3 separate regions of the Homo sapiens genome follow, and regions 1 and 3 are each linked to region 2. Evidence: chromatin loops called from intact Hi-C (ENCODE). Cell type or tissue: endothelial cell of umbilical vein. All regions are shown on one strand.

The links. Hi-C counts contacts between places; a loop is a spot of excess contacts. Peaks named below come from ENCODE experiments on the same cell type or tissue, not always from the same donor. Only the 100,000 strongest peaks of a DNase experiment are listed, where the experiment ranks them.
Region 1: it touches region 2 in a loop (5-fold over the local background); 3 of 110 quality-filtered maps call a loop at or near these places.
Region 3: it touches region 2 in a loop (3-fold over the local background); 5 of 110 quality-filtered maps call a loop at or near these places.

What each region holds. Positions count from the first base shown.
Region 1 is chr3:81,299,014-81,307,013 of GRCh38, reverse strand. No RefSeq gene overlaps it. Among named protein-coding and RNA genes, the nearest start is that of LINC02027, 310 kb to the right of the region's middle. In endothelial cell of umbilical vein, a CTCF peak has its summit at 4,857 (motif pointing left); a DNase peak (open chromatin) is centred at 4,823.
Region 2 is chr3:81,421,505-81,429,504 of GRCh38, reverse strand. No RefSeq gene overlaps it. Among named protein-coding and RNA genes, the nearest start is that of GBE1, 340 kb to the left of the region's middle. In endothelial cell of umbilical vein, no CTCF peak of the experiment used is centred here; a DNase peak (open chromatin) is centred at 3,824; H3K27ac peaks cover 2,228 bases.
Region 3 is chr3:81,481,930-81,489,929 of GRCh38, reverse strand. It overlaps GBE1 (1,4-alpha-glucan branching enzyme 1), which reads left to right. Exons shown (of 16, transcript NM_000158.4): 16 at 1-227. Among named protein-coding and RNA genes, the nearest start is that of GBE1, 280 kb to the left of the region's middle. In endothelial cell of umbilical vein, no CTCF peak of the experiment used is centred here; a DNase peak (open chromatin) is centred at 4,279; H3K27ac peaks cover 472 bases.

The DNA of each region.
Region 1 (8,000 bases), 120 kb after region 2:
ATGGAAAATACAGAAAGTAAAATTATCAGGAGTCCCAAGAACCAAAACCAGAATAGGTTCTAATTACACACACACACAGACACACACACACACACATACACACACACAAGTATATTTTTCAAAATAGAATAATACACTGTTTTGCAATCTGAAATAAGAATGATCTAGACAAATTTATTACTTAATTTAGGGATAGACTTATTTTCTGCCAGTAAACCAAATGAGGAGAATTAGACATTTGGGTGATAAGAACTAGGTATATAGCATTGTGACACTGGGTTCTAGGTGTTAAGGTTCAGACATACATCTGTGTCTAGAAAGATACCATGTAGGTTGAAGTTTTGAGGGGTTTCAGGCTGAATCTCAATGTTATATGTTGACCATATTTAAAGACTACACTAATCCTTGGAAAATCCTACACAAGTAGAATTGATACAATATCTGTAGTTAAAAATTTGTAGCTTGTGTAATATTGTCCTTTTGGCTTACTATATGATTCATAAATTTCTAAATATTGATTTAAAAAAATAGTTTATGTACATGCTTACAAATTATTGATTGATGCTGTACAACTGTATGATCCCCTGAGGTAGTCTTTGCAATTCTACGCTTAAAAATTGCAATAATTATTATGATCCTATGGATAGGTGAGAAGCTGGAAAACATACCTGATTGCAATTTTATATAATTTGTTAGCAATATGGTGTAAGCTGGTAAGCCCCAGAAGAGAGAGAACAAATTATGTTTGTTTCTACCTGCATGGTTTTGTATGACTGTCTTTTTCTATACTTGTATGTAAAACTGACTAGATGGTTTGCTAACCTTTCTTTTGCTTCAGAATGAACTTCCAGCTCATGTGAAATGTTTTACCACATCACTTAAAATGATTAGAAGGAATTATTTTGCTTAAGCCTGATTATTTTCCAATTTAATCAATACAAAATATAGTATCTGAAAATAGCTTATGCATTAAAAATATTATTTGCCTCCAAACGCAACCCAAATAGGAGGACTGTTTAGTGATTTATAATACTTTGAAACATGAGGCCTTTATGTGCAATGTAGCACTTCTAAAAGTAAAAATGCTGCTGAAAATTTCCTTATATTGCTTAAATATATAGAACTACAAGGCAGCTGGATATTGCAAATAGCATTGCATAAATTATATAAACTTGAATAGAGCAGATTTGAAACGAGAAGGAAGAGCAACTATCACTGGGTTTTCAAAGGAAGTATTGCTGTTTGACAAAACACCACACATTCCCCAAAAACATATGTTAATTTGCAAACTTTGAATCTATTCCTCATAGATCACGTTTCCATTGGGGAATTAAAGACAGTTATCCATTGAAAGTTTAGTGACATGTCAGCATCTAGCACAATTTTGAGTTAGGGATAAGTAAATCAATGAACTATGATGAAAGTTTCTAGTGACAAATAGTAGAGTGAAACATGCATTCAAGGAATAAAATAACCTTGGATTTTTAGCTTAAGAGATATCTTTAGATATTAATTCGTAAAATGATATTTAACAAAATTAAGTTCAAAATCTTCTGATTTTGAGATATTTACAAAACAAATTCAACCGTAAGCATTATTTTAATGTTCTTTCTCATCAGAACATTTTCTTCAGTTTTATTAAAAATGTGTACTAGTTAAAATAGTTATATGTTTTTTCTAATATTAAATTGACAAATACTGTGTTTGTATGCTTAGATTTCTTTTTTTTTTCTTTTTTTTTTTTTGAGACGGAGTCTCGCTCTGTCGCCCAGGCTGGAGTTCAGTGGCGCGATCTCCGCTCACTGCAAGCTCCGCCTCCCGGGTTCACGCCATTCTCCTGCCTCAGCCTCCCGAGTAGCTGGGACTACAGGCGCCCGCCACCACGCCCGGCTAATTTTTTTTTTTTTTGTATTTTTTAGTAGAGACGGGGTTTCACCGTGTTAGCCAGGATGGTCTCAATCTCTTGCCCTTTTGATCTGCCTGCCTCGGCCTTTCAAAATGCTGGGATTACAGGCGTGAGCCACCGCGTCCGGCCGCTTAGATTTCTTAAAATATTGATTACTTTAATGAACATGAATGACTTTAAATATGTAATCATTTTGATTAGACACAATCTTTGTGGTATATACATACATGTAAATTCTTAAAAGCTTTTTAAAAATTTGATAACTTGTGAAAAATTCTCTAAAATATTATAATAAATTATAATGGTTGTTAGTGATTTTTAATACAGTAGAAAAATCATAGGTCTCAAAACTACTTGTTGGATCTCATTGTAAACTAAATTAATTTTCCAGGTTTTTTTAACCAATACTCTTACTAAAAGTAATTAGTTTTACATTTTCCTAAAAATAAAACTTTAGTTATGCTAAGTAAGACTTTAAATGTATTAAAATCATTCTTCAATGTTTTTACAGTCAGTGAAAACTTCAGCTTGAATATATCTTTATGTAAAAGAGCTTCTGACTACATAACTGTATTTACTGGAATCCATAAATCTCTACTAACCTACAGAGAAGAGTAAATAAAAGTATTTGGTCTATTTTTTTCCCTTTTCTCTCATAATGTCTTACTATGAACATGTTTTTGTTGCTTTAGATACACATACCTTAAATATTCTTCTGACATCATTGACTCAAATTAAGAGACAAAAAGATAAAAGCATTTGAAACAACAGATAATCTGTATTTTGTAATGAGAACTATGAAAAACTGCTCTTAGTTCAAAAAATCTAATCAAAATGAGATTCTAGAAGCTATAGCTTCTTGTGTGAAGCACATGCAAAAAGACTCAAGATTCCAATGTGACTGTAAGCTTATTATGATTCAGGTGTTATGTGCCTGTTTTTAAAATCTAATACATCTGAAGGCCTATTAGATTTGAAAGGTGACTGAGGTTGGATGGAGGTTGAGGGTAGGGGAACCACATATTTAAAACAGTAGAAAGAAACCAGGGATATTTAGCTTGGAGGAGAGAAAATTCTAGGGGCAGGTATGGTGGCTCTTTTAAAATAGTTGAAGAACTTAAATATGGAAGAAAGATTAAACTGCAGCAAATACTTTAGACTATTTTACACCTGAAGACTTTTCAACTCTAAGATTACATGATTTTGTGAACAATACTAACATTTTCAGAAAATGATGATTGTGATCACTAATAAGTTACAAGTAGCTTAATATTTAATTACCTGTTTTTCAAAAATTCTCATCACCAGTGACCCCAATGTTATCTGTGTTCACCAGCAGTGGGGAAAACATCTGAAAAGTGATGCTGAAGCAAAGAAATATAATTGGGCCTTGGGGATTTGGAAAGCTCGGTAGGGTTAGCCCTTTTTTAGAAATTGTGTTAAGTATAATCTTAGAATCCCCCAAATCTTGGTATATATATATTCTCTTCATGGCTGTTCCTGAGATCTAAAGGGTAGTATCTTGGGCTTATATCATTCAGTTGAAGGCTCTGAAGGATGGATGACAGGCCAATTCTTAAGCCTATTAAATGAAAATTATGGTACTGCTGACTACAGACTCTAAAAGTCTCAGTAATTGCCACTGTGATTTAAGATCATCTCCAAATGCAACATTGTGAAACTCACTGCTATTGCAACAAGCAAAAGCGTAGCCTTTAAATACAGAAGACAATATTTACACAGGTATATTTTTCCATTCATGATTTATTAATTGAATGATTGCTCAGTACCACCAGATTAGGCCTATTATAAATATTTACAATCGCCATGCATTTCCCTTAGCCCTCGTGTATGGGCATACGTTACCTTGGTTTTAATAACGTTCCTCAAAGGCCGTTACCGATGGCATACAGCATAAGGTTCAGTTGTTAGGGACAAATTCCAATTAACAATTAGCCACTTTTCTTGAATTTAGAATATCAGAACAGACAGAAAGCTAAATATATGAAGTAAAATCATCATTTGAGTTAAAAGAATTCCTGAGACAGCACTAAGGTTACATAGAAACAACAAAATTGTCTTTAAATAAACCACGTAGGTAACATCATTGATTCTTCAGTTCAAATAAATTATGATCCTTGGGGACTGGAGCAATAGATATAAATGTTGGTTTTCAGAGCATCAAAACTGTTTGCTTCAAAGAGGACAGCTTAAGGAGATGAAACCATTCTGAGCCCCTGTCAAAGGACCTTTTGGCCTCTTAAGAAGTCGATGGAATTTGACATGCATTGCAAGGATTTGTAAAGTAGCTCCCTTGAGATTTATTTAACAAGAGTTTTTGACTGATGGTAGTTGTTCTAAGCCATCTATTTCCTTAAATCTTTAAGAATTTACTTATTTAAAAAAATAAGAAAATAAAAAGACCTCCCCTGGAAAAAGGGTATTTATTTGATAACATATGGCATCAATGGCTCTGCTTTTCTGGAAACAAATCAAACTAACAAACAAAAATAAAATAAACAGGAAAACATGGTTACACTGCAGCAACAGCTGATTCCATTTGTTTTTGAGGGGACTTCAGGGGAGAGCTACATAAGAAATATGAAAAAAAAATTTACAATAAAAGCAAGTGATAATTAAAGGCCAGTCTGTGGTTGTAGTCTGGTTTTAACTTTCCTGTCAGTTTTCTTTCTGTTTTTAATAATGGAGAGCTTACACTTACCATTTAAATAGCCATCTGGAAAGTCAAATCAATAATGCTGTCCATTATTTTTTTTTCATTTCAAAAAAGTGAACTGACCTTGCCAAGTTTCTTCTCTAGACAGAGATAAATGGCTTATTATAAAGAGGGGACATGTTTTCACCATGTGGGCAGTGGAGGCGGTGAACACCACTGACAGTTGTATTACATGGGAATTGTGTCCAGATCATACAACTGTGTATGGGTGCCCTCTGCTGGAAGGCACAAGTAGGACAATTTTAGGAAAGTAATTTCTTTTTCTTTTTCTCTTCTCTTTTCTTTTCTCTTCTCTTTTCTTTTTTTTTTTTTTTTTTTTTTTTTTGAGATGGAGTCTTGCTCTGCAGCCAAGGCTGGGGTGCAGTGGCATGATCTCAGCTCATTGCAACCTCTGCCTCCCGGGTTCAAGAAATTCTCCTGCCTCAGCCTCCTGAGTAGCTGGGATTACAGGCAACTGCCACCATCCCCGGCAAATTTTTGTGTTTTTAGTAGAGACAGGATTTCACCATGTTGGCCAGGCTGATCTTGAATTCCTGACCTCAGGTAATCCGCCCACTTTGGCCTCCCAAAGTGCTGGGATTACAGGCGTGAGCCACTGCGCCCGGCTGGGAAGCAATTTCTAAGCTGTGCTCTTTTCTACCCATGGCATTTGTTAAAGCAAATATATACATAGCATCAACAGATTTTTGTTTTGTGCCTACTTCGTATAAAGCCAGGTGTTGGAATCTATATGAAATAAAGGGAAACACAAGTCATTGCCACTGTTTCAAAGAGTCAACAGTCAAATCTCATATCCTCTCCATTCCTGTGTCAGCTTAACTGGGAACAGGGAGAGACAGATAGCCGGGACACTGAGTAGGCTGACTACTGCATACTCCTACTGCACTGTCTAATGTGGTAGCTACTATCTAGATTTAGGCATGGCAACTCAAATGTAAATTAATTAAGATTAAAAACAATTAAATTTTCCATTTTAATTCAATCACATTAACAACATTTCCACTGCCCAGGGACCACATGTGGCCTGTGGATATCATATTGAATAGTGCTGAGCTAGGATATGACTTTCATCACATCAAGTTCCAACAGATAGCAAGATATCCTAGAATAATAAAAAGAGCAGTGGCCTGAGTGTCAAAAGTCCAGGGTTTGAGTCAGGCTTATTATTATTTTGTGTGACCTAGAACAAGTTACTTCTCCTTTCTTGAATTCAATTACCATCTTTTCCAAATGAGGGTTTTGCTTGAAAACCCATGAGAAATATTACAGTAGTGATTCAAAAATGCCATAAGGGTTCCTTTACAGAATAGAGCCAAGAGTCACCTGGAGTCCCCTGAAAGTTCACTCCTGTTTTTAAAGGTTCTGGATACATGATTATATCCCACACTGAAATTTGATTTTGGTTTCTTTCAAGGGTCAGGCCCATCTGACTTTCAGTAAGCAAATAAACACAACTTTTCACAGTGTGGCTGCTGATAGAGTATTGACCAATACATAAAAACATAGTGCTAAAGGATTTTTCATAATCTGTGTTATCAGCCAATCTACGAGTGTCATTCGAACTGTAAATGTTAAGCTTGTTTTGGTAGCCGTGGCTGACACGACCGTTTAAAAGAATGCTGGAGCTACATTTGTGATTTTATTGAGAATTGTTTTCACTAGGGAACTCTCAGCCTGTCGGATTAAAATGGTAAAGAGACCTTTTACTGCAAGAGCTCTGACAGTTATCCCCTTAGCAAAGTTTGCTTTTGTGATAATTACACCTATTCTTGTTTACCAAATGAATCAGTTTTCAGTGCTGCTTTTAACCTTGACTGGTTTCCCTTTGATGATTACTCTTTGCTATGATGAGATGTTGAGAAACATGCTGCACATTTCACACTGCTCTTTTTCAAGTGATGTTTACTCTTGGTTTCCTTTAAAGCACGTTTCCAAGGTTCATTTGAGGGGGCAGTTAACTTGGGGGAGGATGTCAACAATATGTTTTTCATCTGCAAGAGGATAAATGACTGTGTGGTGGTTAGTTAGGAATGATGATACCGAATTTCTGTGCCTTCCTTGGACACAATTAAGTATCAACAGGCACACTTGTGATCTTGGGAGGAAAGGTTAAGAGCATTTAGAAACTGGTAGGTGAGGATGAGGCCAATGGTTCCTGTAAGTGAGCCTGGATTTGGTCAGGTACATTTCTTCATAGAGCAAGAAAAGTTACCACAAGGTAGAAGAATGTTGAGATGTTGAAATTTTATGCTGGACTTCAGGTTCACATTTTGTAGCACCGGTAATTTTAAGTATAAAACTTCATAATTAATCAACCATTACAAGTTCCAAAATAGAATTTCTATAACAAACTCAAGAGCCTATCTGTATTTTTTTGCGTGTTGGAGGAGGGTACTAAAAGACTGCTAAAAAACCTCTTAATGACAGTGGTGGCAGTAGCAAAGAAGGCAGAAGAGAAATATCAGTGAGTATCAAGAAGTCTGGGTGGTATAGAAGTGACAAAAACTGTGATACATGTGGCAACCTAGGAAATAACAATGGAAGGGGCAGGCATTACAAAAATCTACTAGAGCAGTAACATTGGTTTCAGAGGCTGTTGAGATCTGGAACCAAAGTTGAAAGCAAAAGAAACATGGGAGAGGAGAGTCATGTCCTAGTAATTTGATATTGCTACTCCAAGAAAAAATGTCTGGCTCACGCTTGTTATCCCAGCACTTTGGGAGGCCTAGGCAGACAGATTACCTGAGGTCAGTAATTTGAGACCAGCTTGGCCAATATGGCAAAATCCTGTCTCTACTAAAAATACAAAAAAAAATTAGCTGGGCGTGGTGGCAGGCACCTGTAATCCCAGCTACTCGGGAGGCTGAGGCATGAGAATCACTTGAACCAGGGAGTCGTAGGTTGCAGTGAGCTGAGATTGCACCACTGCACTCTAGCCTGGGCAATAGAACAAGAGTCCGAAAAAAAGAAAAAAAAAGTCATGAGGAAGCAAAGGCAAGCGTATGGCCATGAAGACACAAACATAGCATCGTGTCTGAAAAACCTTCCTCATCTTCCATGCCACCCTGCCCTATTGCCTTATCTATTGTCTCCTTTTCACAGTCAAATTTTCAAGTCACCTTCTATTCCTTTTGCAATTTTTGGCTTCCGTGTCAATCTTTATTGACACCTCTGTTGTGTATTGTGACCTCTACCACACCCCTCTATTGAAGCCAATCTCATTGAAATTACAATGCACTATCTAGACAATGAAACTACACATAATGGGTTCTGAGAATTCATAATTTTTTAAACCACAATGATTAATTTTTCACCTTTAAAATACATAATTCATTTAGCTTTTGTGGTGTTATGCTC
Region 2 (8,000 bases):
TAAATTACTGTTCCAGAGTCATTTGTTGTTTTTCCCTGCTGTAAAAACACTATCCGCTTGATAGGAGAGAAATGCAAGGAATAATATGAATAGTCTGTATAGATCTCTCAGAACTCTGCATTGACATATTTCCAGTTATTAGCAAGCCAGAATTGTGGTGCTACTAAATAGATATGGATGTGAGTATAATTCATTATGAGTCAAAGCTAGTACATGAGGACATGGCCTTGTAGATGACAACTCAGGAGTTGTGTTAGAGCCATTCTCCTTTACTAATGGTGTGGAAGTATGCATAACTTGCAGATTTGGCTTCAGAAACATCTTTTTCTGAAAGCCTGTTTAGGGAGATGAAAAATGATGTTATTAGATTATAAATTTAGCCTCTGGGGAAAGCCCTTTCAGCTAAAAAAATTATGGATATCTTTAAAGCTCTCGGGAACCATTTTCATACATGATAACTCAGTGGGAGTATGGAGCCAGCCATACACACCAGAGACATATAGGAGAGAGACTTCATGTGGAAGAAGACTGAAATAACAGTCCCACCTTACACCATGATGACCACTCACAATACTAAAGATATTATTTTGAGATGCAGAAATGAAAGCTGTCTGTACATGGGACATTCTGCTGCCTTGTAAGCTTTCTGACAAATAATTATTGATGGCAATAGGTGAGAAAAGAGGCCCTGGCTGTGCTTGGGGGTACAAAAATAGCTTGGAAATCCATTGGGGTTATTAAGCATTATTCCCCTTTCCAAGACTGCCCTTCAACGTGGTGAAAAATGAATCAATTGAACAGGTCATGGATGCCAACTTTTCACTCTGGGTACATTTGGGGAAGAATTCCTGGGTGGGACTAGTTCATTAATCTCCTTTAAGCCTTCTACCATTACTCACAAGGCTCCATTTTTCCCCCAGAAACTTCAGGGCTCTATTTACATCAAAGGGACATCAAGTACCACAACGCTCACTAAAAATGAAACCCTACAGCTCAGACTGTCAACTTGTGTGGAGAATGTAGAGCTGTAAGTGAGCTTCACAAGGCAAGTCACGCACGAGGGAGGGAAGACAGCAAGATGCTGAAATAGCTTATGGATAGTATGAGAGAGGGGGCAGACTGGGAACGGCAGGCAACAAAACCTAAAAAAACTCACAAAAGAGAAAACTTTGGCTTAGCTCTCTAGAAGCAGACAGACAGAAAAAGAATAACAGAGAGGCTACGATGGGTTTGCAAAGGGCAGGGCCAGACCCAGAGATAAGACCTGCCCAGGAAGCCTGTAGCAGTGAACGCAAGGTTATATCCATCTGAACCCAGGGTTTAGAAGGACCCAGGGTTATTATGTATCAAACATGACAGCTGTATTTGATATTTTCACTGTCATCTGTGTATTGTTGAATATAAAGGGCACGAAACTAAAGAGTGGCAGAGACATCTTAAATATTAAGGTTATACAAATGACATTCTCAGCATGAGATTGCAACCATCAACATTTCAGAAAAGGTTGTTCAAATGCTCTATGTATCTGTTATTTTTATGTATGCTAACCCTTACATGTAGGCCATGAAAAAAATGAGAAAATATCCTTAAGCTGAAGTCAGCATCTTCTCATCCCTGTTTCTGTATTAGCTTGTTGGCCTCTGTTTCCCACATATCTGAGAGACTGAACACTTAGAAACAGTGCATATATGAAGAGTATGATGGCATGTTTATAAGCTGCATATACATGTACCCCGATTTTCTAAAATATGACCCCTTCTATACCCTGCAGGAAGTCTTGATTCTTAAAAGACCATACAGTGCTTAATCTCTATGCATGTGAAACAAGAAAGGATCTCCTTCTTATTTTATTCAGAAGCCATCTTTAATGGCAAGGATGAATCTGGATATGGGGAAAATTGACATTTACTTAGAATTATTATTCAATCAAAGTTCTATTTTCTTCTTATGATGATTTCATTTTTCAGAGCAGTTTTAATGCAAAGCTTGTGATCAGGATTTTTTTCTTAAACAATTGGTGCTACCATCTGTGTCACCTGAGGTGTCTTTTTGTGGATTATTATGCATCGTAGCCTCATGTTATGTGACACGATGAAATCGTAAATAATTCCAGTCCTGCTTTGCTGGAAGAGAACACTCCAAACAGTTATGTGGTGCCAGAGTGCTGATTCCAGAGCGGGCAGGGCAAGTAATATTCTTCCTACAAAGACATGCCACTTTTTTTTTTCATCCTCTCTTTAAAATTCTTGTTTAATTTGATTAGAGAGCCACATCAGAGGCATTTTCTAGGGCATGGGACCTGTGTGTTTGGGAACTTCCCACTGTGCTGATGAAGCACCATTCACCTAGGCTGAGCTGTCGGAGTTCAGAACAACCCTAGGGCATTTTTGTTTTCTGTTTTATATCTCATTTGTTCTTTTTCTTTGTTCTCTTCCATTCAGAGGAAGGTGTGTGCTAATGCCAATTTGTTAGCAGCATACCCAGCAGGTGAAGGATGTGAGCTGTTTGGGTTCTTTAAAATAGTTCTGGCTTATTTGCCCAGTGCTTTAAATAACAATTAGAAGGTGGACTTTCCATAGGCACCAGGAGCTCACTCCCCAAGTAGTTTAGGTTAGAAATTGTGTTGCTGGGTAAAAATCTATACACTTTGATGGTTTAACCCAAACTCGTAATTAGCTCTTAGCTTCCCTCCCCCATGGCCAGTAGAAATAGTTTTTGGCTATTATTTCTGTAACAAAGCTGTCCTCAAGGAAATCAGACACATTGGAGAGTGACTCTGAAATGTCATGTTTGGAGATGGCTGGATTCCATCATGAGTTGCATTTTCTGCTCTCTTACATTAGCAAGAACTCTATGGACCATGCCTCCTGAAATATCCTGGAAACAAAAGGGAGTGCTCACCTAAGTTAACGTTTAAGTATTATTTTTTAAACTTAGTTTTTAGAATGTATCTTCAGCAGGGGAGTGATAATAAATTAGCATACTTGTAAAAACTTCCAAGAGCTAGGGTTTTGGATCAAAACTCATATTTAGCTTACTGACCAATATACTTTCTAGATTAGCTGCTTTTGATTGATTAATTTTGTTTTGCTGTCTTACTAGAGCACAAAGACAGTCTTCTGAGACAGAAAATGTTTAGTGGTGATAGGAAGTGGACCCCTCTAATGGCCTCTTATGCCAGAAAAATCATCCTGTCTTGTTCATTCTCCTCCTTCAAACATTTTCTCTTTCATATCCATAAAAGATCCAGACCAGATTTTAAGTAGCAGGGCTTAAGAGAAAGCACAAATGGACACCAGGGATTTTGATTTTCTACATACTTGTTACTCAGAAAGGTTGATTAACTTGTGTTACTCAATTAACCACAGATGTGCCCTTGTGCACCATTAGTTTGTAATTACCCTAATTGATTCCGAGGAGTGATCTTTGCTCAGAGTCAAGCCAGATGTAGGCTTTGTTAGTGATTTTGATGGAATGACCCCAAAAAGCTCCATTTTTACAGCTTTGATATGAGAAAGTCCAAGAAGCTTGCCCAGGCCTCTCTGCTTACTTAATTATATTTTTGATAATTTATTTTACCAATTGACTTCTAGCCAGGCCAGGTTATGTTTGATCTTGATGAGGTTGCACAGACTTGCAGGAGAGGAGAAAATGTCCCAGCTCATTATCTTCTATTCTTGCTTTATCAAACCTGTTTTCTGGAAACTATATGCAAATTAAGGTCTTCAGACATTCTCTTTGAAAACCATTCCTTCCTTTCTGTCCCCTTTTCTGAATCATCCATTAGCATACAGCGGATTTTCTGTTTCCTGTCTTCTAATCACTGATGTTGGAGATTTCAGGCATTACTCACTTTCCTGAGCATTGTCCTTCCAAGTCTATCCAAACTCCCCTACTATTTTGGTAAAGTGAGGCTTTAAATAGAATGTTAGGTTAAGACAAAGCTTCAGTTAGATGTACCAATAAGATTAACTGAGAATTCTCAATTAGCACTCAATTAGCACCCAGGTAACTTTTGTATTTTTAGTAGAGACGGAGTTTCGCTATGTTGGTTAAGCTGGTCCTGAACTCCTGACCTCTGGTGATCCACCCACCTCAGCCTCCCGAAGTGCTGGGATTACAGGCATGAGCCACCACACCCGGCCTCCTGGAAATATTTTAAAAATTAGTTTCAGCATCTACAACCTCCTCTCCCCTGCTCCTGGAAGATAATTTTAGAAGGCAGAGAGTAAGCAAAAATATAGTCAGTTTTTTGTCATGGGACAGAATGAGGAATGAAGGTAGAAATTAAACTAAGTGATGGAAAAAGAAAGTTCCTTTTTTTTTTTAAAAAAAATTTTATACCTGAGTTGGTGGTCTGTGAGATTCAGATCTACTACAGTAGTTTGTACTATATTCTGTTACAATTGTCCTTATAAACTTTTGTTACAGGAGTGTATCTTCTATCAGTATACATAGGCATCTACTCTCAGAGTGTAGATAACTCTGGGAATTAGAAAATAAAAATCCTTCCCCACTCCAGTGCTTTTCCAGATGAAGATCTTGCAGAGAAAAAAAATGTCGGATTTCATAAAGTATTCCTAACATGTGCTGGCTACTGATGGGCAAAGATAAATACTCTGTATATGTCTTTTTTGGAGGGGAGGATGTTGATTGAGAGTGATAGGGGATGAACACGGTTCTGAAGCCAAATGTTATGTATTACATAATTTTACCTAGAGTTTCAGACTTTTCAGAATTTTCTTCAGTCAGTTTAGCAGGCAATTCATAGTTCATGGACAGGTCAGTAAATATTTTACGTAAACTTTTAAATATTTATTTAAAAAAATTTTCCATCTCACCCCTTGCTATGGTGGATTTTGTGAATGTTGTCACTAGAGTAAAATGTGTGAGTGCACAGATATGTAAAGGTTGAAAAAATATAGTAGTGGAACTTTATGAGCTGAGCATGGTGGCACTTGCCTGTTTTCCAAGCTACTAGGCAGGCTGAGGTGGAAGGATCACTTGAGGCCAGGTGCTCAAGGCTACAGTGTGTTATCATCACACCTGTGAATAATCATTGCACTCCAGCCTGGGCACCATAGTGAGATCCCATGTCTAAAATAAAACAAACAAATGAGTGGAGCAATCCTGTCCTTTAATCTGCTCACTTGCATTATTTAGGATGCTTTCAGTTACAAGTTAAAGACAACTAAACTCAAACTATCTTAAACACATAATGGGAATATAAGCGTTACCTTTGTCAGGATTGACATTAGGTTTAATCTAGTGACTCAACCTGGTCACCAAGGACCCAGTTGGGTTCATTTCTTTACTGCATTTCTAAGATATTAGCCCTTACTCTGCCATTGTTTCCCCAATGGTCACATAAAAGCTGCCTGTAGATCTCAAGGCCAAATGGTTACAACAGGAGAAAATGAATCTTGGTCCCAGAATTCCCAGCAAAGTTCCTGATGGCCCCTTTAATTGGTCCAGAGCAACTTTCTGAATTTGCATTAATTGGTCTAGTTTAGGTTTTGTGTCTGTCTCTGTAGCAATTTCTATCAGCAGGAAATTCAGTACATAAATGGGCTTAATGGAGGTTGTATCCTCTATACCTGAACAATTCCAGCCCAGGATTCACCTTCACCTGCAAAACATGGCCAAAGAATAGGGTTGGATGATCCCCTCAAATCATGATTGTTTGCTCTTGCCTCAAGAAGGGGAAGTAGTTGCTGGAAAAAAAAAAAAAAAGCAATCAATCATTGATTTTACCATTTTAAGAAACACTGGTTTAGAAACTATATATGTATATTAGATAAATAAATTTAGAGTAAATTAAAATGTATGTAATATGTATGTATGTGCATCTATCAATAATGTATGCTGTGTGCACTTCTATATTAAAACAAAGGTGATATAGAACTTGAAAAGGTGGCTTTTTGTCTAAAGAAAAATAAAGCTGAAGAAATATTTTTGTAAATTAGAAGGAATTCAGCCTTTGGAACGAATCATGGAGACCTAGTGCCATACAATCTTAAAATTGAACACTAAAAAACTAGAAAACTCCAGTTTTTAAAACTTCCTTTCTTACACAGAGCTTAAATCCTCTTTCCTTTAAATTTCACCAAACCATTTTCCCTGATGTTGCCATTTGAAACTGCTAATAATAAGAAATACTTTTTTTTTAATGTGACAGTCCCTCCAACATTTGGAGTTAGTTAGAGATAATAACCACAGTAACACTGTCTTATATTTGGGTAGTATTTTACAGTTTTTAAAGTCTTGTTACATTCATATTTTATTTCTAAAAAAAACTTATGTGAAATTCGATAATCTGATTAGGAATTTTCTTGGTAGAACGTGATAGATACCAACTTATAAGATGAAGGAAAGGAAGAGTGCTGCCTAGGAAAGGTTGGAAAACCAAGTAACAGGTATTGCAGATGGGCTCACAAAGACTTGAATATCAGAACATGACTCACTATTTCTTAACTGTATCTCTCTATCAGCATCTTTCTTATTGCGGGTGTCCTTTCTTTGTTTGGTAATAACTATCATCAAGAGCAGCTTCTTAGATGTCATCTTCCAGCTTTGACTATTGAAGACCCTCTGCCCTCTCTGGTTCACGAATTTCAGTGAAGGGCCTGATATACGAATCAGGATCATGTTTCTTTACCCGCAACAACCAAGTGTAGTTGGAGTGTTGCAGATCTTATATGGTTGGTGGATAGTTTCTAGGAAAGTCTGCCGGGGAGACAGCACACAATTATCTATTATATCAATCCAATTTTAGGGATGAGGAAGCTGAGACTTAGAGATATGAGGCAATGTATCCAAGACAGTGTCTTGGAATTGATAGGTCAAGAAGTTTGGTTCAGGTCTCTGGCCCGTGTCTCCTTTTTACTTTTCCCAGAGGTATTTCTTTTTCTAGCCAGTTTTTACCTAAGTATGCTTAATATAATCTTTCAATTATACTTTTCTGCAAAGATTAAATTTATGAATATTTTGGTACCTGGAGTTTAGCACATTACAGAGCAAGGAAACCGAGGAAAAAAAGTCAAAATGTTATTAATGTATACTTCACTTAAGTCACATTAATTATTCTGAACATCTCTGCTGTAATCTAAAACTTCTCTGTATTTTTCACTTGAAGAGCTGTTAGGTGGGACTCTAATCTTATGTTGCAAAAGATAAATCTCTTTGATATTTTATGTTTTAAGTTTTAATCTACTTTTTCTTTAAGTTTATCAAGATGTCCAAAAACTTTATTCTGTCAATCACTGTATGCCCATAACATTTTGAACACAATCATCTCTGTATGTGATCTGTGGAAATGTGTGCTGCTTCTATGTATGTGATTCCATCCAGACATCAATATATTAAGGTTTCCTCTACACATCTATTGATATGGTTTGGCTCTGTCCCCACTCAAATCTCATCTTGAATTGTAGTTCCCATAATCCCCAGGTGTTGAGGGAGGGACCAGGTGGAGACAATTGAATCATATGGGTGGTTAACCCCATGGTGATGTTCTTGTGATAGTGAGTTCTCATGAGATCTGATGGTTTTATACAGGGCTTCTCCCCTTTTGCTCAGCACTTCTTCTCGCCATCATGTGAAGAGGGACATATTTTCTTCCTCTTCCATGATTTTAAGTTTCCTGAGGCTTCCCAGCCATGTGGAACTGTGAGTCAATTAAACCTCTTTCCTTTATAAATTACCCAGTCTCAGGCAGTTCTTTATAGCAGTGTGAGAGTGGACTAATACATCTATATTAATTGTTTAAAGACAATTCGTTTTTTTCTTTTCTTCTATTTGTGAATTCTGCCCTTTGCAACCATGAAGAATGAGATTTCATTGAAAAGCATGAGTCAGATAGTAGGGTTTGATTCTGTATTTGTCAAGCCTACTTTGGTTCCTAATAAAATCATATACAAGCTAGTTTTGGGGAAATAGAAAATTATTAGCTCACGTAAACGTAAAGACAAAATGCAGGACTGGCTTCAGGCATGAGTGGA
Region 3 (8,000 bases), 60 kb before region 2:
ACTGTAATAAATATGCAGTAGTGATATAAAGAATTATATCCAAGGTAATATAAAAGCCATTACGTATGAACTCATCCGTGTCTCATTTTGTGTTTTATTTTGTGATCTCTTGTCCACTAAGTATCTTGTTAAATGCCAGTATCTCAGTCTTTCTGAAGCCCTGAAATGGTAATTGTAGCATTTCAGAAAATGTCTTTCATTTCAATCAATAAAAAGCTTTTGTAAAATTGCCTTTGCTAATGTTTATTTTGCTATACTATTATAGGGCTTGATTATAAATGAATATTATTGTATTCTTATACCTTCTAATACCTTCTTAACTCTAATACCTTCTCCACATACATTCACATCTACATGATGGACTAGGAAGCATGGAGATTAATATTTTTTTTAGGCACAATTTTGTAACTTGAAATCACACTAACCAATTTTGATATCTAAGCTACTCCTTCGTTGTAAACCTGAACACTTTTAGAAGCTAAACTAAGTATCTCCACTCAGTAGAATACTTCTTCATGAATTTGCCCCTTGGTTAATTAAATACCAGGTCACAGGTCTAAGATAATTGATTCATAACTGAGAGATTATAATGCACTTATGGGACATAAAGTATCTGTTACTTTTTTAAAAAGAACAAATTTTTCCCTAATATTAATACTGACTGCTTGTTTTTTGTTTTTAGCCTGATTATTTGCAGTTAATTAGAAATGAGTTCTTTCATTAAAAACTCAGTAGGAGAGATAAGCAATAGAAACATTTTTACAGCCAAGCCTGTACTGTATATTAAACATCATCCTTAAACTGTTTTAAAATAAAGCCATGAGCATCTAAGTGTGAAAGGTGTTATTTACTTTAACTTCTAAACAGAATAGTAGTTTGATTTCCTGAAAGAATCAGCAGTGCCAGCTGATAATGATACATGCTGGGGAAAATTACTGAAAGTCATCTGTAATGGTTTTCCCATTGCATGGACATTATTAATATCTTAGCACTCACATGGTCTGTGTACTGTGAGAGTTATTGATTAAAACACAACGCAGAATCATGAAGCATGATATTTCATGTTGTAGTTTATAGTTCCTTAATTTTGCATGTGTTCTATATGAAGAGATATACTGTTTATTAGGTATAGTTTTTAAATTATAATAAATTATTTAACACCTGGAACACATTTACTTTTCATTTTGACCTCTGGCAAAGTGAGGAAGAACGGACTAATTATATGCCATATTTTCATTATATTGATTGATTTTGCTAATAGGTTCTTTAGATTTCACAGTCTAAAGTTAGGATTTAACAATGTAATGTAAGTTAATTGCCCCTGTCAAGTGCCCTTCTCCCCCACCCAGAAGAGCAATAAATGCATGTTGCTAGGTAGGAATTACAAAAACCCATACAAACAAATAAAATATTAAGAGTCCAAAATGGAAAGCAGTTGGGTTATATCACAGAATAGAGGACCTTTATGGAACATTCTAATATTCTAATATTTTTTACTGTAGGACTTTTCATTTATGTATCAGTAACATTCTCATTGTTATGTCATCTTCTAGGAAGTTCTTTATTGGCTAAATGTTTTCAATAATCAAAACAGAGAGTATGGCCATTTTCACGATATTGATTCTTCCTACCCATGAGCATGGAATGTTCTTCCATTTCTTTGTATCCTCTTTTATTTCATTGAGCAGTGGCTTGTAGTTCTCCTTGAAGAGGTTCTCCTTGAAGAGGTCCTTCACATCCCTTGTAAGTTGGATTCCTAGGTATTTTATTCTCTTTGAAGCAATTGTGAATGGGAGTTCACAAGGTAATTTATAGATTCAATGCCATCCCCATCAAGCTACCAATGACTTTCTTCACAGAATTGGAAAAAACTACTTTAAAGTTCATATGGAACCAAAAAAGAGCCCGCATCGCCAAGTCAATCCTAAGCCAAAAGAACAAAGCTGGAGGCATCATGCTACCTGACTTCAAACTATACTACAAGGCTACAGTAACCAAAACAGCATGGTACTGGTACCAAAACAGAGATATAGATCAATGGAACAGAACAGAGCCCTCAGAAATAATGCTGCATATCTACAACTATCTGATCTTTGACAAACCTGAGAAAAACAAGCAATGGGGAAAGGATTCCCTATTTAATAAATGGTGCTGGGAAAACTGGCTAGCCATATGTAGAAAGCTGAAACTGGATCCCTTCCTTACACCTTATACAAAAATTAATTCAAGATGGATTAAAGACTTAAACGTTAGACCTAAAACCATAAAAGCCCTAGAAGAAAACCTAGGCATTACCATTCAGGACATAGGCATGGGCAAGGACTTCTTGTCTAAAACACCAAAAGCAATGGCAACAAAAGCCAAAATTGACAAATGGGATCTAATTTAACCAAAGAGCTTCTGCACAGCAAAAGAAACTGCCATCAGAGTGAACAGGCAACCTACAAAATGGGAGAAATTTTTGCAACCTACTCATCTGACAAAGGGCTAATATCCAGAATTTACAATGAACTCAAACAAATTTACAAGAAAAAAACAACCCCATCAAAAAGTGGGCAAAGAACATGAACAGACACTTCTCAAAAGAAGACATTTATGCAGCCAAAAAAACACATGAAAAAATGCTCACCATCACTGGCCATCAGAGAAATGCAAATCAAAACCACAATGAGATACCATCTCACACCAGTTAGAAGGGCAATCATTAAAAAGGAAACAACAGGTGCTGGAGAGGATGTGGAGAAATAGGAACACTTTTACACTGTTGGTGGGACTGTAACTAGTTCAACCATTGTGAAAGTCAGTGTGGTGATTCCTCAGGGATTTAGAACTAGAAATACCATTTGACCCAGCCATCCCATTACTGGGTATATACCCAAAGGACTATAAATCATGCTGCTATAAAGACATATGCACACGTATGTTTATTGCAGCACTATTCACAATAGCAAAGACTTGGAACCAACCCAAATGTCCAACAATGATAGACTGGATTAAGAAAATGTGGCACATATACACCATGGAATACTATGCAGCCATAAAAGATGAGTTCATGTCCTTTGTAGGGACATGGATGAAATTGGAAATCATCATTCTAAGTAAACTATTGCAAGGACAAAAAACCAAACACTGCATGTTCCACTCATAGGTGGGAATTCAACAGTGAGAACACATGGACACAGGAAGGGGAACATCACACTCTGGGGACTGTTGTGGGGTGGGGGGAGGGGGGAGGGATAGCATTAGGAGATATACCTAATGCTAAATGATGAGTTAATGGGTGCAGCACACCAGCATGGCACATGTATACATATGTAACTAACCTGCACATTGTGCACATGTACCCTAAAACTTAAAGTATAATAATAATAAAATAAAATAAAATAAAAAGAGTTGCAATAATCAAGAGAATTGCAAAATTTTACTCTTGTAATGTGCCTTACAATGTTTTTTCTCTGACGTGTTTATTACCAACATCAGAAATGAATGACCTGTCTTTGTTGACTTTTTAAAAATAAATATTTTGCTGTTTCAATTTTTTATGTTCTAGAAAACATGAGTACAGATTTCTTGCTATCATTTTCTAATATTAGCAAACGAGTTCTAGTAGTTGCCCTATTATGCATAATAGGATTTACACCTAATGCTAGTGATGCATAAGGTTTTCATTTAATAAATAGCCTACTCAGAAAATACCATAGCTCATAATAGCCAAAAACTGAATTGTAAACATTTCTCCTAGAATGTTTCCCACTTTATACCACTTGAACTCTGAGGGTCAACTTTTCTCATATTCTCTTTTCTATAAATGTAATGTTTCTCACTTTGCCCTGTTCTTAGCTGACGTGTGTATCTCTAACCTAAAATGAGGGAGTTAGCCACCATGTTCCTCAAGTTCAAAAACTAACCAGTGATAATAAATTGACTTTTCTTGTAACAGCTGTAAAAGAATGCAAGTTTTTTTTTCTTTCTCTGACTGAAGCACTCCCCTTAGCAATACCAATTCAACATTTGTCACCCATCAGGGTTATAGCCATTGCTATGGGGATCATACAGGAGGTTGTCTGAATAAGAAGCCTGTTCTTCAAATAATACAGAAGAGAGTGGAAGCGAGTGCAGACAGATCGTGGGGGAAGCGATGAAAGGCCATGTGTTTCCCTCTCGCATTCAGCTTTCAGTTTCTGGAAAAGTATCTTTTCTGTCTCTGGTCGTGAAGCCATTGAATCTGGTGATGAAAGCAATGTAAAATTGCTTCCTTATTGCTTTTCCTATGTAGAATGAGCTGGAACAGACAGACCTGATAGAGTCCAAAACAGTGAATCAGCTTTCTGGCTGGCCTTGTGCCTCTCAGACTATTTCTTTTTACTATTTTGAGTCATGCCCTAAACTTGAGGTCTTCAGAGTAGTGAGTTTCATTTCCCTCTCTATTCCTTACAAGGGGACAAGCACTGAGCTAGGTAGAATATTCTGATGAAAGAAAATAGCATAGCAATGTCATGTCCTTTAAGCAGTAGAGTTCATTTATCATTCACAATGTGTTAGAATAGAAATGTAGATAAATTTTCTAACTAAAGCCAGCCTTTAGGGGGGAAAAAAATCAAATGAACTCCCTGCTAATTTTTCTGCCCTATTATCTTATTAATGGTGATTTGTAGAGAATTTCAGAGAAACGTTCATACTTCAGGGCAGAATTTCTTAATTGGTAGTGTGAGGAATTATAATACAGTAGCTGTAAGTGTTTTTGTCTCCATAAAGTGTTACATCTGGATTTTAACTCTTGGCAAAAACTGTGCAGAGAAAGCAATGTTTATGTACATTAAAAAAATGTATTTTGTGTTAGATATGCTTATGCTAACAACATGTCTTTCAGAAGCTTACTTATGACTTACAGTTTTTCTTGTCATTTCTGCTGGACCAGAGAGAGGTGTTTGGCCCTTATATATGCTGTGTAAACTGTTTTACCCAGAAACCTGAACTGTATTTTAAAAGAATAGTATGATATAGTGGTCAGGAGAGGTGGGCTCAAGTTGCAGCTCTTCATGCTCAGTGCCTCATTGCTTATGTTTCCTCTTGGAACATACGGATGTCCCAGTGAATTCCTTTCCCCTACGGTCGATGTAATGCCCCCTTAGTGTTCAGCTACTCCAGGCTTTGCACTAATATAGCCCAACCTTGTGAATGACATTTAACAATATCTCTATGGTAACCAAGAGGGCAATGTAAACTGTATACAAACTGAAATAGCCTTAGATCCCATCATAGCAACCAAGTGTTGAGGTTCTCTATTTCGTTCCCTCTTCCCCTCCTACTCGCAACCTAGGTAGACTACAGGCAGAAGGAATAATTGACAGAGGAAGCAAGAATTGCAAAAGAGAGCTCATAGGTAGAAACAGTTTGGTTCATCTTTTTTTGTTATGAAAGTCTGTACTCTCAAGAACACACATTGTTATTAATAAATGTTTATACAACTAGATGTTAATTTCTTGAAGATGGGGGAGGGATATCAACCATTGGCCTGAAATTTCAACAGCTGTCTGGTAGTAACAGTAAGGAAATACAAAACAGAAAATCGACAAAAATGCTATCACACCAAATTACTTTGCCACACAAGAATATGAATTAAATGAAGTAAGTGTTCAAATTCTTTATGCATACTTGTCTAAGGTAATACAGGAAATAGAAAGCTGTAAATGTGTGAATAAACTCATCCAACATATACATATTATAACATATGAATGTGTGAAAAAACACATATATAATTTGTAAGTCAACTGAAAACACACAAAGTTCACTAATTCTAATATTTGGCTTGAACCAGTGAATCACTTGATCTCTGTATGTGATACTTGTTCTCAATTTTAGGTATTTTTCTGGTTACATACAAGCATCAAACCCAAACACATGATTTTATTTGGATTTAAAGAATGTTCTAGATCTGTGCAATGAAATGCAATACATATGTTTCAAATCTTTAGGAATTTCTCACCTCACACTATTTAGCTATGAGTCTTCTATTTTTCCTTTAGAAAGGAAGGAGGAGGAGATGAAATAACTTTATCCCTTCTTTATTTATGTCCAATAAGGATTCTTTTTTAACTGTTTGTAGTGTCACTTTCCATCGACTCCAGTAATATACATGAAAAATACTGTGTGCAATGAAATTGCACACACACCCCAAGCCACGCTGTCAATTATTGATTACAACTGATCATATGATATTACACACATACAAACACACAGTCACTCTCTATTCCCTCTTGTTCTTTCTTATGGTAAGTGGGCATCACTCAGTGGGACTTTTCTATGTAGAAAAAGCAGTACAATACCTAATTCTTTACTGAAACCCCTATTTTTTAAAAGACATACTATATTGGCTACCATGTATTAAGCCTTTTCTTTTTACTGTGTCCTGTGCTGAGCACATTTTTATTCTCAAACTGCAAAATTATTATTATTGCACCCCTTTTGTCTAGTCTGTGCTGATCTCACTGTTCTCAGCTGTCTTTTATGCTAGTTACACAAAGGATCACCAGAAATCTCTAAATCAGGGATCAAAAGTTGGCTCTCTCTGTTGTATTATTTTGCTTGCTTGCCTTTAATTGAATCTGAATGTCTATGTTGGAGGACAGGGTGGCACTTGAAGCCACTTGGGAGGATGGGATGCCCCACTTTGCTGTAAGATATGAGGCATGAGTTTGGAGGACTGCCCCAAAGAGTGAGAGCTCATGCCAGGGGTGATCCTCTATCTGCATTTATTTCGCCATTTTTGGCCCCTGCTCTCGCACTCTCCCTCATTTCCTTGTTGGGTATTTTGCCTCATGATGACTGTATACTGTCGTTTGACTCCTCAGCAAGTCATTATCATTTTCTTTATTGTCTCTGCCATAAGGAGAACTAGGAATTATTGTTTATATTTCTCCTTTATCCTCATCATTTCTTAAAAAGTTTTTGAGCATGATGCTTCTATCTTATCTTTATTTCTCAACTTAAAGTCCCCATTCCACTCATTTAAAAAGAAACAAAATTATAAGTCAGACACCAAAAGGCAAATAGTACTACATGTTCTCACTTATATGTGGGATCTAAAAAGGTTGAACTCATAGAAGCAGAGTAAAATGGTAGTTTCTGGGGACTGGGGCAATGGTTGCGGGGCGGGGAGAAGTTGGTCAAAGTGTACAAAGTTTCAGTTAGAAGGAATAAGTTTTGGAGATCTGTTGTATAGCATAGTAACTATAGTTAATATCAAGTTATTATATACTTGAAAATTGCTAAAACAGTAGATCTTAAATGTCCTCACCACAAGAAAATGGTAAGTTTGTGAGATGAGGGATATGTTAATTTGCTTGATTTAATCATCTCACAATGTATACATGTATCAAAACATCGCATTGCACATCATAAATATATATACAATTTTCATTTATTTATTAATTGCAGCTTAATAAAGCTGGTGAGTTGATTCGATGAGGCCCCAACCACACTACCGAGGGTAATATCTTTTACTTAATGCCAATTCATCGTTGATGTTAGCCACAACATTGTTGGTGTCAGCCTTCACAACAACGCCTAGATTGGGATGTGGTTAAATAACTGGGCATGATAGCCTATCCAAGTTGACACGTAAGAGTAACTATCACAGGAATATTCTGCAGAATACATGACCAGACAAGGAAATGCCAGACAAGGAAGTCTGAGAAACTGTCCTAGACAGTCCAGAGGGGGCTAAGGAGGCATGACAACTAAATGTAATGTGGTATCCTAGATGTGATTCAGGATCAAAAAGGAGACATTGTGGAAAAACTAGTGAAATCCAAATCAGATGTAGAGTCGTGTGTGTGTGTGTGTGTGTGTGTGTGTGTGTGTGTGTGAAAAATAAAAACAGATACCTGAATAGATAGTTCTCCTTTACTGGAGAAATATAGTGTTAAAACAAATTACATCCGATGTCCCAGGGAAACAAACCAGGGCTGAAAGACACTGGGATCAGGAGCCTCAACGCA